Regions from separate parts of the Homo sapiens genome. Here regions 1, 2, 3, 4 and 6 are each linked to region 5. A link is a contact called in ENCODE Hi-C or POLR2A ChIA-PET data. All regions are on one chromosome and are shown on one strand. The core of a region is the stretch at or near the end of the contact, and the rest is flanking DNA. Distances in the headings are between cores, read along the strand shown. Region 1 holds the start of DHX40 (DEAH-box helicase 40). Region 2 holds the start of TLK2 (tousled like kinase 2). Region 3 holds the start of INTS2 (integrator complex subunit 2). Region 4 holds the start of TRIM37 (tripartite motif containing 37). Region 5 holds the start of BCAS3 (BCAS3 microtubule associated cell migration factor). Region 6 holds the start of CLTC (clathrin heavy chain).

Region 1 (2,700 bases), core at 114-2,613, 1.1 Mb before region 5:
AAAGCAGTTGGTATGAGTTCACTTTATTTTTTGAGGTGGAATCTCGCTCTGTTGCCCAGGCTGGAGTGCAGTGGCATGATCTTGGCTCACTGCAACCCCTGCCTCCTAGGTTCAAGCGATTCTCCTGCCTCAGCCTCCCGAGTAGCTGGGATTATAGGCGCGTGCTACCACACCCGGCTAATTTTTTTTATTTTTTTATTTTTAATAGAGACGGGGTTTCACCATATTGGCCAGGCCGGTCTCGAACTCCTGATCTCAAGTGATTCATCTGTCCTGGCCCCCCAAGGTGCTGGCATTACAGGCATGAGCCACCATGCATGGCCATGACTTCACTTCAAATGAGCACAGAAAAATCTGGGGGCCCAACAACCTTATGGTACATCTTTTGAAGCCTGGTCAGACAAGAGGGTCTTTAGGTGATGGTGAAGTGACAGTTTTGAGTTGTCTTCTTTGGTAGTAAGTGTTGGCTAATTCTAACAGCAGGAACAATTGAGGAGTCCAACAAACAATCTTGTTCACATTGCAATGATTTTGTTACAGTTGACACTAATTTAAAAATTGGCAGGCTCTAGACCAGAAAGACCTGCCCCCAAAGTACCTTTTCTGAAAAAGTTGCCCTGCCTCAGATGCTGTGTATCTGTTGAACTTTTCAGCTACTGTGGTTTCCAAGGAATGCACCTCTATCAAAAATGAGCTTAATTCCTAAGGAAGTCAATTATTATTCCTCCATTCCAGCAAAGTCAACAAATATTGACAGCCCACCTTGAATCACTGTGCTGGGCCCTGGATGTAGCAGTGTTTTAATATTTCGACTCTTGTGGGGGGGGGCTTTACAATCTAGCTGGGCAGAAGAGGAAACATGCAAATAAATTAAAATGCAGGGTCCTATGAGGGAAATGAACAGCCTTGGTGACCTAAGTTTTGATAATAACATAACTAAAAGTTCGGCTCCACAACTCAGTAGCTGTGTGCCTTGGACAGGTCATATCAGATTAGGAAAGGTGAGAATGAGTTGAGGAACGCAGCACTCTGGGATCATGGTTCCAGCTCCGGGCAGAGGGTTACATCGTGTCAAGTGTGTGAAGGCAGAATAGCCTGCAGAGACCACTGTGGCGTTGAAAAGAGGTGTCGTCGCGACCTTCGGCGCCGGAGAGGCGAAACAAGAGGGGGTCTTCGGGCCCTCAGGTATGGCTCAGCCGCCCAAGGCGAAGCGCACGTGGCAGTTGGCGGGAAATCCCTGGGGGGTGGAGCCTCGGCTCGAGGTCCGGCCGCCCCGTACCACGTCATCGAGCAGCTCCCCCTCCCCTTGCTACAAGTCGCACGCGCGGAAGTAAACACCTCTACGTCATCAGGGCGCGTCCTCGTCTTTCCCCTCCCATCTCCTCAGATCGGTGGACGTGCTCGCCTCCACTCGGGGCCAGGTCTATGTCCCGGTTTCCCGCAGTCGCGGGCAGGGCGCCAAGGCGGCAGGAGGAGGGTGAGCGGTCAAGAGACCTCCAGGAAGAGCGGCTCTCGGCTGTTTGCATCGCCGATAGAGGTGCGGTCCGCGGGACGGTACGGAAGCCAGCGGGAGTTACGGCGTGGGGGTTTTGGTGGGGGGATGAAAGTACGCCTTTGGCAGGCTGAGAAGAGTAGTGAGGAAGCCGTGGCGTTCTCCTGGCTTTCCAAGCCCGAGGCGAACTTTGCGTCCAATGAGCACTTTGCCTTAGAGGGGGGCGGTCCCAGATTCAAGTTAGGCGAAAACCTTACTGGGGGGCGAAAAAGTGAACCCCAACGCCCGAAATGCATTCTGTTCTTAAACAGGCTCATAGACCCTTTGTTCTCTACCCATTCATCCCCCCCACCCTTCGTCGGGCCGCCAGCCTGCCTTTGGGTACAGTATGAAGGGAGCCAGTTTCCAGGAGCCAGTTTCCATGGTTACCCACCACTTGGCCTTCTGGGATATCAGTCGCTCTGAACAGGGACCTAACTTGAACCATGAATCAGAAGCAAACACAGGTGGCTTCTAATCCAGCTGAGAATTTTCTGCTGTGTTCCAGTTTTTGGTCTATTGTTAAATAAAATTGAGTTTTGTGCTTCTGTGTAAGTATGCATGTGTATACGTTGCCTTGAGCTATACTTGCTTTGAAAAGTACTTTGAGTTATGCGTGAACAAATGCTCAAGTTGCTGGATTTCACCAAAAAGTTGTTCTGGGCTCATTAACCCTCACTTACAAATTGCGCTCATTAACGCTCACTTACATGAGCGATTTAACTGAGAAGTCATGGATGATCCCGTCCAGCCCTAAAATTCTATTGCCTTTCTGGTTTTAGTCATGAGAAATTGAGTCAGAGATATCTTTACAAGTCTTTTAATTGACTTGTTTTTCTGTTATTACAGAAGAGAAAGGATGCACGTCCCAGGAGGGAGGAACTACTCCAACTTTTCCTATTCAGAAACAAAGAAAAAAGATTATTCAAGCTGTGAGGGACAATTCATTCCTTATTGTTACTGGAAATACAGGAAGTGGTAAAACAACTCAACTCCCAAAATATCTATATGAAGCAGGTGATTTTTTTCTGTTGTAATAATTGGAAATATTTTAAAAATATCCTCTTTTTAAAGGCCAGTAGGACTTCTGTACTCCATGATTGCCCAGTATTTGCTTTATAGTCCCGCTTCTCTTGGCACACCCCCTTCCCCTATGTCTCCTTTGCTTC
Region 2 (2,855 bases), core at 20-2,519, 1.8 Mb after region 5:
CTCCACTGGGGAGTACTTGTCTAACCCTGAAAAAGTTCAAGGCTGTTGTTCAAGGTCTGAATTTTTCCCTTGAGATTTGCTTGTAGTCCTTAAAGTCATCTTCAGACATCTGATCAAGGCAGCATCCGCGGAAAATTATAAGGTGGGTGGCTGCACTGGAGCCTGTCCTGGCTCAGGGGCGCCGGTGAAGAGTGATTTTTTTCCCTTGGCCTTGGGGGATCAGAGGGGGTGCCCTCTGCTATGCAGGAAGCCCTCCTTGCCCGCTAGATAGTTCTCATTCCTCAGGAGATACTCTGTGAGGGGCCGGCGTGTTTTCTCCATCTTGGCACTTACCCTCAGACCCTCCTAAGTACCCGGGAGGGCCGTGTTTTTCATCGGAGGTTGAAATGGAACCTCCCCCTGGGTGCCCGGGGAGAGTACCTTGGGGGCAGCGCCCCTCCTTCCGGAGGGCAGCATCCCCGCGGGGGCGGGGGCTCGGCTTTGATCCCAGGGCACCTTTTGTCCCTGGAGACGCTCTGCCAGCCAGGTACGTGGAGGGAGTGCAGCCCGCCCTCCCGGGCGACGCGCGGGGCTGGGGCGGGCCGGCGGCTCCGGGGAGTGGCGGCCGGGAGCCCGCGAACGCGGGTGGGCGCCGTCGCCTCACTAACCGGGCGCCTCCGGGAAGTCCGGGCGGGGTCCGCCGCTCACACATAGGATTAGCGTCCTCTAAACTCCATCCCTGGGAAAAGCCGCCGCACTTCTCACCCAAACTCGCGGAGCCGAGGGGCTGGGCAGGGGTTGGGCGGGCGCGGGGGCCGGCGAGGCGGATCCGGGAACGGGTGGACCCGGGCGGCCAAGCCCCTTCAGCGCCGGCCCAACCGCCCCGGCCCGGGCCAGTCCAGCGGGGCGGGGGCCGGCGACACAAAGGCGGCGGCGGGTCCTCCGGGCCTCCGGCCTCGGGCAGTCGCAGGGCGCCCCGGGCCGCCGGACCTCCCCTCGCGTTGCGGCCCGTCAGCCGGCGCCGCCCGTCGCCCGCCCTCAGCCGTCCGGCGAGGCGCGGCTTCCTCCGCCGGCGCGGGGTCCCCTGGTTAACCCCTGCCCGGCAGCGCGGCCGCTGATTGGAGAAGGCGGGGCGCCGGGGCAGCGGGGACCCCCCCCCACCTTCCTCGTCCCCTCCCCCTGCTCCCCCACTGTCGGCGCTTCCCCCACCCCCCCAGGACCCCCCCCGCCTCCCAGCCGTGCAAATCTCGCGAGGAAACACGCGGTTTCACTAGTGTGTTTACACCGATCACTACTAATCCGGACCGAACCGATCCGGATTAAGGGGCCGGAGGCGGGTCCTGGGCACCAGCGGTTCCGACCCCCCCGCCCTCCGCGCCGCACCCGAGTGGCCCCCAGCCGAGCGGGCCCCCACCTCCTGGCCCGGCCTGGGCCCTCCTGCGCCTCCCTTGGCCTTTGTCCGGCGCCAGGAGGCCGGTCCCGCGCCCCCCGCGGCCGCCCGGGCCCGGGCCCGCGTCGGGCGCCTGGCTCTGTACGCGAGCCCGGGGATCTGCGGCCTTCGTGCCCCCCCTCCCCCGCCCGCCCTCTCGTGGAGCCCGGCGCCGGCGGCGGCTGCCCGGGCGGGGGGTTGCGGCGCTCAGGAGAGGCCCCGGCTCCGCCCCGGGCCTGCCCAGGGGGAGAGCGGAGCGGTCCGCAGCCGGGTCGGGTCGGGGCCCCTCCCGGGAGGAGCGTGGAGCGGCGGCGGCGGCGGCGGCAGGTGAGAGGCTGAGCCCCGGGCGGGGGAGGACTCCAGGCCTGGGGCATTAACCGTCCTGGGGACCCCTTTGGCCTGAGGAGCCTGCGACCTGGGCCCAGCTCGGGGCCGGCTCCGGACCGCAGCTCCTGGGCGCTGAGGCGGGAGGGGCTCCCTGAGGGCTGCGGGTCGCTGAGGGGCCGGGCAGAAGATGGGGGAGGCCCAGGCGGCCCCGGCCTGGGATTGGGGCCGGCGGCCGGAGGAGAGACGGGGGCCCCCAGGCAGCTGGAGGCCTCGGCAGCCTCCCGGGCGCCCCCGAGAGCCGGCCCTCCCTTCCTCCGTGACAGGTGGGCCTGGAGTTGGGGAAAGTTTGGAGCCGGCGAGGGGCGCCGGGACCAGGCCCCATCGCTCCTGCTTCCCGGCTGTGGGCTGCAGGGAGGATCCCAGTCCAAGGCCCCGCTGGAATTAGACGGAGTGGCTATTTCCTTAACATGAGTTGACATTAAACGGAATAACCGCCGGGGCGTCATTTTCCGGGCCGGGCCTGGGGATGGAGGTTTGGGAAGTGTTGCGAGAGACCTTGGGGTTTGGGAGAGACTGCAACCTTTGCCATTCCGACCTCGATTAGGGCAGGGCAAGACGCGAGGAAGGCCACGGGGGAAACTCATTCTCCCAGTCTCTTTTTTTTCCTTCTTTTTCTTTTTGTAAAGATGCATTTCAACCTTTCTGAGAATTTCCTAATTCTCTCTCTAACCTGCACTTGCATGTGTGGGTGAAACTTTAATTTGTCACCTTTTCATTCCCCTTTGCCCCAGGCTCTCAATCCAGGAAGGGAAATGAAACTGAAGGACTTGTAAGGGGGTTGTTACTGGAGATTGTAGAGTTGTTGGATTGCAGAGGAGAATGTTCGATTCATCTTTTCAGTAACTTTAAAATCACACCAACCATTCCAACTACTTAATAATGTGTTCGAAGGGGTTCTATGTAATATGTTTCTTTTCCACTGTTAATATTAAAGAGAGGTTTTAAATGGGTCGTGTAGGAGTTGGTCTCTTGCAAAGGATGAACATATTTGCTGAAAGTAGCCTGTGCATTAATTGGTTATGGAAGTTTAAAAATGGTGTCCTCCTGCCCCTCCCTGCTT
Region 3 (2,700 bases), core at 112-2,611, 1.3 Mb after region 5:
CTGAAGACTTGTACATTCAGTCATTATTACTGTTTGTTGATCCTAATGGTAAAAATACAAATGAAAGTAGGAGTTTAACTTTCACATGTATGAACACCCAACTTTCTAAAAACCCTGAAAAATGTGGTGTATCTTTAATAGGTCCCTATGTTGGCAATGTTCCTGGCACAATCAAGACAAGGCTTCTCTGTCTCCCTAGGTTTATACTGTCACCTGGGAAATGGGAAAGAAAACAGAGTATATTAATGTCTCTTCCAGCCTCAGGAATCTTCTGCTCTAATACTCATATTTTACAAAGAAGGAATATGAAGCCCAGAGAGATGAAGTAACACGCCCAAAATAGTATTACTAGTTAGAGGCACAATCCAAGGCTGAATCCTCATCTACTAAAATCCCAGTCCAAGACTTTCTCCACTATATCAGTCACATGAGCTCCACAAAATGTAAACAAAAGTGAATGGTCATAGTTAAGTGCTTTCTTTCATACCCCGATAGTTTCACATGCCTACCCCGATATACATCAAGAACTATTGGGCTTCTCTTTCTCACCCTCCATGAGTCGGTGGAAAAACTAGCAAATCACTGGGCAGAACCAATGCCAGATTCAAGGCTCTGGAGGCCACAACACTATCCTATGTCCCCTGTGTTACCGGGTAAAAAGCAGATGTGTGGGTGCTATGTGAGAAAGACGCGTCTCATTAGCGCACTTCTCTGTCTCCAGGAATCATCCAAGGCACAAAAAGTAAACAAAAAGGCAGTGAGCTGGCAGCCAAAGCAGTCCCCTCTCAAGGCCGACCGACTAGCAGCAGCGTGGGTAAAAGTCGTGGGTAAAAACTGCTTTGCTTTCAGGGAGGGGCTGCTCTTTTAACAGAGGGGCGGGCTGACTGGAGCAGAGGAGCCAAGACCTGCGTGCTCCTCCGTCTCGCCCCGGGCGCAACTAGAACCAATAAGTCCCTCAGGCTGAGCAAAGTCTGGCCAGGCTCCGACACGGACCTAGGAACGCGCTGAGGCCAGAGAAGCGGACGCTTCATACCTTAAGATCTACCCTCCAGCCTCACGGAACCGCACACGGACTCCGCGTCCTAGAGGCGGGACGCGGCAGAAATCGAGAGCGCGGTCCGATGTTGGGCCTAGGCGATATCCGGAACCCCAAACCCTAGTTGTGCCTCGAGTCGACTCGGACACCAAGAACTCAGACGCCGGGACCAACCGGGTTGTCGATACAAAGTGGGAAGGATGGGGGCACCACACAAAGGCAGAACCGGGACTGTAGGAACGGAAAAGCGGGAGACTTTTTCAACCTGCACCCAGCACCTTCATTCATCCCCAGCGTCTGACTCCCGTCGGCCACCGTACTGGTCTGAGAGGAAGGGTGGCTGCGAGAGGAAAGGCAGAGACGTCGGCGCCAATGCAACTGTGCGCGTGCGCGGCCCCGCCCCTTTCTCCACTTTATTTGCCCTGCCCTACTTGTTCGCCAAAAATTTAGAAATGTGATTCTGGTAGGCTCTGATTTCCAGAGCCTACCAGCTCCTTCCTTTTAGACAAGCAAGCCACTGAGCCCCTCAGAACTTAAATTTCATCATCACAGGATTGCCATGGCATTCAAATGGCATAACGTGTGTTAAAATCGTTCCCACTATTCTTTGACACTAGTGGTACCAAACTGTACTCTTTAAATCTTTGCCTGTGCCTTCCCAGAACCAAAATTCTAGAATCCCAGGATTTGTGGGAGAATTTTAAAAGTGATCTAACCCCAAACTTTCTTCCGCTCTTGACCTCACACCTCCGCTGTCAGAAGTTAAACACCTTCCTTTCAGGTTCTTAACTTGGGGGACCCATAGAACCTTAGAGAGGCAATGCACGGGGATTCAGGAATTCTCTGGAATCCGTTCAGAACTGAGTGCTCGGCACTTCTTCTGGGAAGAGGGTCCAAAACTTTCAACAACTTCTCAAAGGAAGTCTGATCACTCAGAAAAGAACCACTAGTCTATATATGAAGAACCGCTAGTCCATATGTCTTCATACTATTTATTGTTCCTAGTTCGATCAACGTTTATTTGGCAACTTCTATTTACCAGATATTGTGCTAGGAGCTGGAAATAAAAATATTTTACAAAGATATAGCACTTTATAACCTCTTTAAAAATAAAGTCAGAGCCGGGCGTGGTGTCTCATGCCTGTAATCCCAGCGCTTTGGGAAGCCGAGGCGGGCGGATCACCTGAGGTCAGGAGTTCGAGACCAGCCTGACGCAACATGACTAAACCCCAACTCTACAAAAAATATAAAAATTAGGCCGAGCACGATGGCTCATGCCTGTAATCCTAGCACTTTGGGAGGCCGAGGCAGGCAGATCACGAGGCCAGGAGTTCGAGACCAGCCTGACCAACATGGTGAAACTCCGCCTCTACTAAAAATGCAAAAATTAGCCAGGCGTGGTGGTGTGCGCCTGTAATCTCAGCTACTTGGGAGGCTGAGGCGGGAGCATTGCTTGAACCTGGGAGGCGGAGGTTGTGGTGAGCTGAGATCGTGCCATTGCACTCCAGCCTAGGCAATAAGAGCGAAACTCCGTCTCAAAAAAAAAAAAAAAAAAAAAAAATTACCCCAGCGTGGTGATGGAGCACCTGTAGTCCCAGCTACTTCGGAGGCTGAGACAGGAAAATCACTTGAACCTAGGAGGCAGATGTTTCAGTGAGCAGAGA
Region 4 (2,907 bases), core at 90-2,589, 1.6 Mb before region 5:
TACTGACATTTACTTTCACTCCATTCTAGAATTAAACCCTCCTAAAACCAAGATAAGTTTACAAAACCTTTATAATACTTTATATGAGGAATTAAGGAGAAAATTACTCATTAATCTCATCATGACTCTGTAGGGCCAGAAAGAACCTGGGAGATGCAGATTCTGTAACCTGCAACGGGGTGGACAATAAGACTACTGAATGACTAGTTTCAAGTGGAATATCCATAACATAGTTACCCCTTACTAAAAAGCAAGGATTTCCTATTTCAGTATCTGAAAGGTTCAAAATTTGATAATGATTACACAATTATGTTCAATAAACAATCTTTTAAAATATATTCCTAGCCTTTACTTACATATCCTACATATCCCAACTATTTTAACTCACAGCTTACAAGAATCAGTTATAAAAAGAAGAGTTTGTTCTGGAAACTACACATGAGATAATATATGCTGATTCAATCTAGGAAGGAAGGGCAGAAGCCTGCAAAATGTGCCACTGAGAGGGAAAGATGACTATCCATTTGGAAGGAGATTTAGATCAGCTCAAGAACTCGCAAGGACTGGTGGCGAGTGGCAGGGTACATCCATCTGATGAATCTGCAGTTTTGGTCGGAAAAGGATGCTGTTTGCAAACACCCGGTGGGGATGAGTACCTGTGCCAAGACATCCTTGAAAACTCCAGGATACGCACCACCTGACTGCGGAACAGTGAGCACAAGACACCCGGAGCGCTGCAGAATGGGCACGGCATCCTTGGTACCGGGCCAGCCCTCTCCACAGCGGCAGGGGCGGGGTAGGGGTGCCCTACTGGAGGGAGGACATGGGCACGACTCCCCGAATAAAAACCGCTCATCGGGTGGGGGCGGGGACTAACCACCACCCTCACAACCCCCTCACCTCCACGCTCTGTTCATCCATTGCCTCCGGCTCTCGGCGGGGCCGCTGGCGACCCGCAGGCTCCGCAGTCTGACCTCTTAGGCGCCGGCCCGAGGTCGCCAGATCAAATCGCCGATAAAAGCCCGGCGCCCACGTCAGGGGGCTCTGACAACCGCCCCACCTGCGCGCCCCATCTCTTCAGGTCCAGCGCCGCCTACCCCCATTTCGCCATTTTTACCGGCGCGCCCGCCCCGAGGCGCAGAAGTAGGGCGAACGGTGGCCGCAGCTCCTTTCTCCCGGCTCAGCCGCCGGCCAGCAGCCGCGCCGGAACCTCGGCCCACGTGACGCGGGCGCGCGCCTATGGAACTGACGGTGGAGTTCAGCGAAGAAGGTGCCGCAGAGAATTCGCAAACACCAACCGTAACCAGAGCAGCTGGGGGCGCGGCGGCGAGAGAAGCTGCGAAGCGCATGCGCGCAGGACGCTGTGGGAGGGGAAAGGAGGGGAGGAGCGTGGAGCGATCGCCTAGTTCCCGCGTTGCGGGGCGCATACGAGACTTGGCGACTCGCTGCCTCAGGGTTGCGTGCCTCCGGCCCTAGCCTGCGCAGGCGGCCTGAGCTTGGGGCTCTGCTACGCCACCCACGCCCACCTTGGCGGAGGGCGGGGCCCCACGGCTCTCAAACTTGCGCGCCAAAGACGGAGCCACCTGGCGTACTGGTGGAAAGCGCAGACTTCAGAGCCACACCCGTAGTTAAGTATTCGGACTCTGAGATTCCAGGGTGGGGCCCAGGCCATCCGCGTTTTCACCCAGCATCGTGTGATTCGGCAGCAGGTGGTCTGTGGCCCGCACTTTGAGAAACCCTGGTGCAGAAGGTTCATGGTTAGTGGTTCTCTCTGGAAGGAACAGTCTAAGGTTTGTAGGACTTGCGTTCCACCTACCAAAGCTAATCGAGTTAGAAGGCTCCAAACTGAGGTGTCATTTCTCATTACGGTGGTGAGAGGACGGGACCACACACTGTGAAGTCTTCGTTCCCACATCCCACACTTCATTCTTGCCGCCTAAGTTGTCGCCGTGGGACTATTGAAAGGGTATCAGCGATATTCATCTTTCCTATAAATGGGATCTGCTTTCTACAGTTTCCTGCCAGATGTGTAAAGATTGCAAGAATTGAAGGTTTGTGAGACAAAGAGGGCATATCAAATTCGTAATTTGAATTTAATTTTTCCTGTATTTATTGCAAACAACTAATTATACTTAACCGACCTAGAGTGCACATGTAGAGAATCACTAATAATCTAGAAATAAGTTCTTGAATATCAGGCATTTAGGCTTATAGGTGGTGGGTAGCAACAATTTTTTTTAACTACTTGGGTCATGAACAAGATATAATTTAGAAAGATTAATCTGAGACTGAAAAATTCTTTCAGTAAGAATTATTTGTGGTCTTTGACCTACATGGAGCTATTTTTACGAAAATGGCCTCAGTTGTACATTTTTAAATGGTTGATGGTTAATATTATGAGAATTTTACTTAAAAGAATTATTTATAGAATGCAGTGCTAGGCCTGGCGTGGTGGCTCACACCTGTAATCCCAGCACTTTGGGAGGCCGAGGCTGGCGAATCACCTGAGGTCGGGAGTTCGAGACCAGCCTGACCAACATGGAGAAACCCCGTCTCTACTAAAAATACAAAATTAGCCGGGCGTGGTGGCGCATGCCTGTAATCCCAGCTACTGGGGAGGCTGAGGCAGAAGAATCGCTCGAACCCAGGAGGCGGAGGTTGCGGTGAGCCGAGATCGCGCCATTGCACTCCAACCTGGGCAACAAGAGTGAAACTCCGTCTCAAAAAAAAAAAAAAAAAAAATGCAATGCTGTACTTGGGATTCAGAGTAATGAGAAGTGGCCCTTGCTCTCAAGGAGCAGTACAGAAGACAAATAAGACAAATTGCAATACTTACATGATAAATAGTTAAGATTCTTGTATGTTTGCCGAAGAACCTAAGAATGTCGAAGGACTTATTGCACCAAT
Region 5 (2,783 bases), core at 116-2,615:
GACAGAGTTTCACAAAGTTGGCAAGGCTGGTCTTGACCTCCTGACCTCAAGTGATCTGCCCCTCTCAGCCTCCCAAAGTGCTGGGATTACAGGTGTGAGCCACCGTGCCCGGCCTTTTCTTTCATTTCTTTTTTTAAAATTTTTTAAAATTTTATGTATGTATGTATGTATGTATGTATGTATGTATGTATGTATGTATCTATCTATCTATCTATCTATCTATCTATCTATCTATCTATCTGTCTTGAGAGGGACTCTCTGTCACCCAGGCTAAAGTGCTGGAGGGCAATGGCGTGATCTATAGGCTCACTGCAATCTCCGCCTCCTGGGTTCAAGCAATTCTTCCGCCTCAGCCTCCCCAGTAGCTAGGATTACAGGCATTGGCCACCACACCTGGCTATTTTTAGTAGAGACGGGGTTTCTTCATGTTGTCCAGGCTGTTCTAGAACTCCTGGCCTCAAGCGATCTTCCCGCCTAGGCTTCCCAAAATGTTGGGATTGCAGGCGTGAGCCACCACGCCCAGCCCACCACGCCTGTTAATAAGCTATACCCTCACGGACCTGTCATTGGCATTAAATTTGATAATACATTAGAGTATTGTATATGAAGTATACGAAGGCCTGTGCTGAGTGTTCAAGAAGTCAGTCAGTATTATTCTACTTATATTAATAAATGAACTGATGAAATGACAATGGCGAGATCTCGATCTTCAACAATAAGGGAGATGGAAACTGAAGCAAGAAGTGGTCTACAAACCTAGCTCAAATTGTTGAGATTACCGGCCGTGCCCCTTATTCAGATCAACCCCTCCTCGGCTGATCGCCGGCGCGAGCCAGCCTAGGCTCCCGGAAGGTAAACACATCGCCAAGGGCTGGGCAGAAGGCGGGTGTGGGACGGGTGAGTGGCCAGCTAAAAGTGATTGGCAGCTGCCATGTCCACGTGCTCCGAGCTTGGAACCAGCTGTCGCGAGAATTCGATGTAAACAGACCAGTCTCCCTGTCCTCCGGCTCCAACCTGAAACGCTCACGTGAGCGGGACAGGAGTCTGGATCATGTTGCTTTTCTTTTCAAAGCCACGAAGGTTCTGTCTTCCAAAAAAAATGTACATGTTCGTAATTATTCCCCAGCTGCCTGCGTTTGCAACCGAACCTGACACCTCGGCTTCACCCGAACTTACATGCTGTTGTGTTTTCCCTCCAGCCCCAGCGGATTGGACACATTCAGAAGGCGGGTCCGCCTCTTTCCTACTTGCTGGTTGGCGAAGCTGACCTCCAAGGGCGGTGCCCGGCCATAGCCGGTTTGCTTCTGGGATTGGCTAGAGGGGGTGGTTCCGCTGAGGCGTGGTAGGAAGTGGCTGCCGTCAATCACTCGGGGAGACTCCAAACAGTGAGCCTAGAGCTGGAGACTAGCGTTAACCGGCGGGGCGGCCGGTGAGAGGGCTGGCAGGGCTTTGGCTTTGGGGAGGCTTGGGGAGGACGAGGGACTGGCGGCGTGAGGGGACTGGGTCGGGCTGGCAGGAATTCGACAGGAGAGAGGTGTCGATACTGGAGGGGGAGGGGAACAGTGCAAGGGGCCGGAGGGCGGCCGGGGGCAGCGGTGGCTCCGTGTTGGAGGTTAAGTGGGCAGCGCCGTACGAGTGTCTTTCAGGAGACTGGGGCCTGAGTGGCTGGCGAGGGTCGTCCCCAGGAGACAGGGCCCTTAAAGGGCAGGGCTTGGGAGACTGTGGTTCGAGAAAGCAAGAATGGGATGAGAATGAGAGGGCTGAGGGGCTGGAGGTGCAGGTATCCTCTGAGGAGGTGGTGGCTCTGCTCCTTGGGGCAGAGGGTGTTTTGGTTGTAGGAGGTGGGGCGCACAGGTTTAGAGTTTTCACATCAGGTGTGAATGCTCCCTACTTAAAAATGGTTTTCGGTGCCTTCAAGATGAGTTCCAGGTTGTGGGCTTCCCTGAGCCCTGTAAGAGATCTTTGATATTGCTGTCAGTCCTCTTTTAACCTTAACCAAGCCGACTCCATGCTCTTAAAATCTCAGTGATTCAGAGGGTCATGAAACATTCTAGGATCAGGATTTACTGATGTGACGGGAAAGGGTAAAGGGCTGTAACAACGTATTAGTTTATGTTAGTTATTTGACTACTTGCTACTAGTCAAATAATTACTTGACTTATTTGTTATAGTAGCAGGGGGTTACGAATGTGATTTAAATTGTGATTTACTCATAGATTCCCAACAGGTTTAATTGGAAGGTAGAGTGATATCATGTCACTTGTTCCGTTTGGTCTTGAAATATTGTACCATGTGTATTTTCACTATCTCAACATAAAATTGCAGTAAATTCCCATCCCATGATCTGGTTCTCTCACCCTTGTAATTTATGTTAACAACAGACCAAGGGGTACAGCAGGAGTCTTCCTTACATTGTTTTGTGGTTCTGAGACCTGGTCCTATTAAAAAACAAAACAGGATGGGCGCGGTGGCTCAAGCCTATAATCCCAGCACTTTGGGAGGCTAAGGCGGATGGATTGCTTGAGCTCAGGAGTTCGAGACCAGCCTTGGCAACATGGTGAAACCCCGTCGCTACAAAAAAATATAAAATTTAGCTCGGCATGGTGGCGCTCGCCTGTAATCCCAGCTACTCAGGAGGCTGAGGCAGGAGAATTGCTTGAGCCTGGGAGGCGGAGATTGCCATGAGCAGAGATCGTGCCACTGAACTCCAGCCTGGGCGACAGAGCGAGACTCTATCTCAAAAATAATAATAACCCCCCAAACCCCTCATTATAATTTGAAAA
Region 6 (2,828 bases), core at 112-2,611, 1.1 Mb before region 5:
AAGATAAAAGGCACAGAACTAACGTCTTTCATCCTTTATTGTATTGGTGCGATTATGAAATATTATTATGGCTTATACTTTAGCAAGAAAGTACCAGAAAGGTTATTATTAATCGACAATGAATGCCGTTGATACCTTCATGCTCTTTGAAGACAGGATGCTCCGGCTTTGAAGCGCTACATTTCTACATTGCTAACCTACAGGAACCTATGTTGAGGTGGTCCCACCGAAATACACGGCTAATAGTTCATCTCTTTCCTCCAGGAACCTTCAGGTTTTTTTTTGTTTGTTTTTTTTTTGAGACGGAGTCTCGCTCTGTCGCCCAGGTTGGAGTGCAGTGGCGCGATGGAACCTTCGGGTTTTACTAAGCATCCTTACCCTAATTATCTAAATCTTTGAGACGTAAATTATTTGATGTGGCTAAAAATCCTCCTGCTAGAATTTAGGTCCAATCCTTTAATGTTCGGATACTCAAATTCTTTAACGAAACTGATCACTGAGCTAGGCCGACACAAGTCCGCCAAAATGTCCGCAGAAACGTTAAGAAAAGCTGTCATAAGGCCAGCTTGAAAGACATCATAAAAGGCCTTCGCTGTCCTTTGAGTTAATTATCTAACACCCGAAGAGAGTGCCAGTTCTAGTTAGAATCCGCGCGTCAGGTTCTCCAACAGTCAGAAGGGCTTGTGTGAGGGCAGGGAAGATTTTAAACCCCGTTTCAGGCCCCCTCCCTAGGCTGTAGGAAACCACCCACTCTGAAGCCCGGCGGGGGAGGAGTGCTGCAGCCAGCTGCCGAGGGAGCGCTCTGCGGCGAGGCCGTTTCCCTGAGTCACGGAGAGGGCGGGAGGCTGCGCCCGTCTGCCCCCGCCACGTCCTCCTGTGAGGGGCTCAGTCGAAACAGGCAGCGGTCGCAGGGAAACGAAGCGGCACCCGTCATGCCTCAAGGTGGCCCAAAAGCCTCTTCACTCCCAGGAGACGCCGCATTTCCTTAAAACGAGCTCTCCATTTCTGGCAGCAATCAGCCGACCCTTCCCCATCAGTATCACGTGCACCTGGAAGTACGTGGGTGGGACCTAAAGCGCCCACGGAAGTGACGTCGGTCGCCCCGAGTCGCATGATGTGGCAAAATGAAAAAAAAAAAGTGGGGGGAGAAAGAGAAGACTGGCGAAAGTGATGAGTCTAAAAAAGTAGTCCCTCCGGTTCCTCTGTTTCCCCCCATGTGGCGTCAGGAAGCGAGGCACCGGGCGCACTGCGCCCCGAATTCCTGCGCCCGCCGCGCGCGGCGCTCCGTGGAGGGGTACATAAGGCGGAGGGGGTGAGGCGACTGGGCGGAGTTCTGTCGCCGGGATCCTTCCGCTGGGCTCAGCCGTTTCCGGAGTCTGCGCTGCGCCCGGTTCCGCCATTGCGGCTCTCCTGGCCCCTGGAGCCTCCGCCCCCGACCCGAGCTCTTTCGTCTGCCTGCCAGTTTCCTGCGTCCCCGGAGAGGATCCTGCTGAGCCCAGCCTCCCCCCTCCCCTTCTCCTCCTCTCCCTTGGAGAGCCCGGGCAGCCACTGCCCCGCAGCCCCAGTGACAGGAGGAGACCATAACCCCCGACAGCGCCATGGCCCAGATTCTGCCAATTCGTTTTCAGGAGCATCTCCAGGTGCGGCCGGGCCCGGGCTGGTGAGGGCTGTGGAGAAGGTGGTAGGAAGGATGGAAGACGCTGGAGTCTGGGCCCGAGCAGTATCGGAGCTGGAGGGGCGGGGGGGTTGTCGGTGATTGGGGTAGGTGGAGGAGGGGGCACTATCTTGGAAAGCTTAAAATATTAAATGATGTGGGGCTTGGATGGAAAGGACAGGAGTTGGGGTGCAAAGAGCTGCAAGGACCAGGCCTGGATCCAAAGGCCTCTCGATCTTGCTTCCTGGATGGCCAGAACTGCGCGTACAAACTCTCTCCCCATTTTATTCATTTCATTCATTTGGGTAGGGGAGTGGGAGGGGGATTCTCCCTTGTTTCTACCAGAGCAAGGATTCTTATCCCCTGGGCCAGTGCGGGGCTGTCACCTTCCATTGCTCTCCTCTTTCCCTCATCGTGTCTGCACCCAGGAGTTGTGGGGCGGGTGGGTTGGGGAGGAGCAACCTTTTTTTTCCCTCCCTCTGCGGCTCTCAACTGAGAAAGGCACCTTCTCCGGTGGTGGGGGTTGGGGGTGGTGGTGAGGCGGTGGCTTTTCTCTTGCCTTCCCTGAGGCAGTAGGGACAGAAGGTCACTGAAAGAACGGAACGAGGGTAGAATGGGAGAACGCATTTCTTAGAGCTATGTCAATCTCAGAGTGTGTGCGGTCAAACTCCCTAAGGAAACTCGCCTCCCCTTCCCCCTTTTTTTATTTCTCTGGGGATGTTGTGGCTCTTAACCCCTCTTTGGTTCTGGAAGGTAGGAAAGAGTGATACAGAGGTTATCTTTTAGTCTTCTCGAGTAGTAGCAGGTAGTTTTGAATATCTTCTTCAGGATCGCATGGAATTGAACAGAGCCCTGGGGACAGCACAGCTGCTCTGAGACCTGCAGGGCTATTTGGTCTGTGACTGGCTTCCCTTTAGTAAGTTCTAGAGTTCTTCCCCATGGTTCCTTATCCTGGAGGCAACATATTGTTATCTGGCAACATGCCAGTGGCGGGCCTAGGCAGGTGACCATTGGAAGGCTTCACTGAATTAAACCTCTTCAGAGCTTTTGATTTTCCTGTGTCACCAATCCTGTTTTTTACTGTAGCTTAAATAATTTATTCCTATTAATTTGCTTTCTTCCCAAATATCCCCTTAAAGAAACCTGCCTCAGCTCAGTCGTCTGAAGGGCTAAT

The links. A loop is a pair of places that touch in the nucleus more often than their neighbours do. ChIA-PET counts read pairs that join two places held with the same protein, here RNA polymerase II (POLR2A). Pooled maps may share reads with other maps.
Region 1: a loop to region 5 is called in a map of B cell, with 20 times the contacts of the local background. The contact joins the promoter of DHX40 here to the promoter of BCAS3 in region 5. A Hi-C loop is called at or near these places in 2 of 168 maps with a recorded cell type or tissue (B cell and CD4-positive, alpha-beta memory T cell) and 8 of 50 pooled maps.
Region 2: a loop to region 5 is called in a map of CD8-positive, alpha-beta T cell, with 7 times the contacts of the local background. The contact joins the promoter of TLK2 here to the promoter of BCAS3 in region 5. A Hi-C loop is called at or near these places in 2 of 168 maps with a recorded cell type or tissue (CD8-positive, alpha-beta T cell and naive thymus-derived CD4-positive, alpha-beta T cell) and 6 of 50 pooled maps. POLR2A ChIA-PET finds 5 or more read pairs at or near these places in 1 of 52 experiments (activated CD4-positive, alpha-beta T cell).
Region 3: a map of CD8-positive, alpha-beta T cell shows a loop between it and region 5 (28-fold over the local background). The contact joins the promoter of INTS2 here to the promoter of BCAS3 in region 5. A Hi-C loop is called at or near these places in 3 of 168 maps with a recorded cell type or tissue (CD14-positive monocyte, CD4-positive, alpha-beta T cell and CD8-positive, alpha-beta T cell), 2 of 37 single-sample maps with no recorded cell type and 12 of 50 pooled maps.
Region 4: a loop to region 5 is called in a map of CD8-positive, alpha-beta T cell, with 7 times the contacts of the local background. The contact joins the promoter of TRIM37 here to the promoter of BCAS3 in region 5. A Hi-C loop is called at or near these places in 1 of 168 maps with a recorded cell type or tissue (CD8-positive, alpha-beta T cell), 2 of 37 single-sample maps with no recorded cell type and 9 of 50 pooled maps.
Region 6: a loop to region 5 is called in a map of naive thymus-derived CD4-positive, alpha-beta T cell, with 4 times the contacts of the local background. The contact joins the promoter of CLTC here to the promoter of BCAS3 in region 5. A Hi-C loop is called at or near these places in 1 of 168 maps with a recorded cell type or tissue (naive thymus-derived CD4-positive, alpha-beta T cell) and 12 of 50 pooled maps. POLR2A ChIA-PET finds 5 or more read pairs at or near these places in 3 of 52 experiments (CD4-positive, alpha-beta T cell, CD4-positive, alpha-beta memory T cell and MCF 10A).

Annotation. Positions count from the first base shown.
Region 1 is chr17:59,564,247-59,566,946 of GRCh38, forward strand. It overlaps DHX40 (DEAH-box helicase 40), which reads left to right and starts at 1,364. Exons shown (of 18, transcript NM_024612.5): 1 at 1,364-1,537; 2 at 2,381-2,548. The coding sequence starts at 1,426. RefSeq lists enhancers at 1,045-1,587, 1,203-1,462 and a silencer at 1,873-2,002.
Region 2 is chr17:62,477,556-62,480,410 of GRCh38, forward strand. TLK2 (tousled like kinase 2) reads left to right here and starts at 1,270. Exons shown (of 22, transcript NM_006852.6): 1 at 1,270-1,735. RefSeq lists silencers at 375-424, 535-674, 855-1,154, 1,645-2,034.
Region 3 is chr17:61,926,621-61,929,320 of GRCh38, forward strand. INTS2 (integrator complex subunit 2) reads right to left here and starts at 1,362. Exons shown (of 25, transcript NM_001351695.2): 1 at 1,034-1,362; 2 at 1-42. The coding sequence starts at 24. RefSeq lists a silencer at 1,393-1,492.
Region 4 is chr17:59,105,541-59,108,447 of GRCh38, forward strand. TRIM37 (tripartite motif containing 37) reads right to left here and starts at 1,340. Exons shown (of 24, transcript NM_015294.6): 1 at 901-1,340. The coding sequence starts at 921. LOC124904039 (a long non-coding RNA gene) reads left to right here and starts at 1,556. Exons shown (of 2, transcript XR_007065864.1): 1 at 1,556-2,051. RefSeq lists enhancers at 428-1,087, 744-793, 1,004-1,133, 1,088-1,747, 1,224-1,323 and 2 more and a silencer at 1,454-1,563.
Region 5 is chr17:60,676,486-60,679,268 of GRCh38, forward strand. It overlaps BCAS3 (BCAS3 microtubule associated cell migration factor), which reads left to right and starts at 1,366. Exons shown (of 24, transcript NM_017679.5): 1 at 1,366-1,429. RefSeq lists a silencer at 746-1,499 and enhancers at 918-1,087, 1,258-1,407.
Region 6 is chr17:59,618,534-59,621,361 of GRCh38, forward strand. It overlaps CLTC (clathrin heavy chain), which reads left to right and starts at 1,362. Exons shown (of 32, transcript NM_004859.4): 1 at 1,362-1,640. The coding sequence starts at 1,599. RefSeq lists enhancers at 1-608, 446-495, 506-625, 1,076-1,425, 1,155-1,449.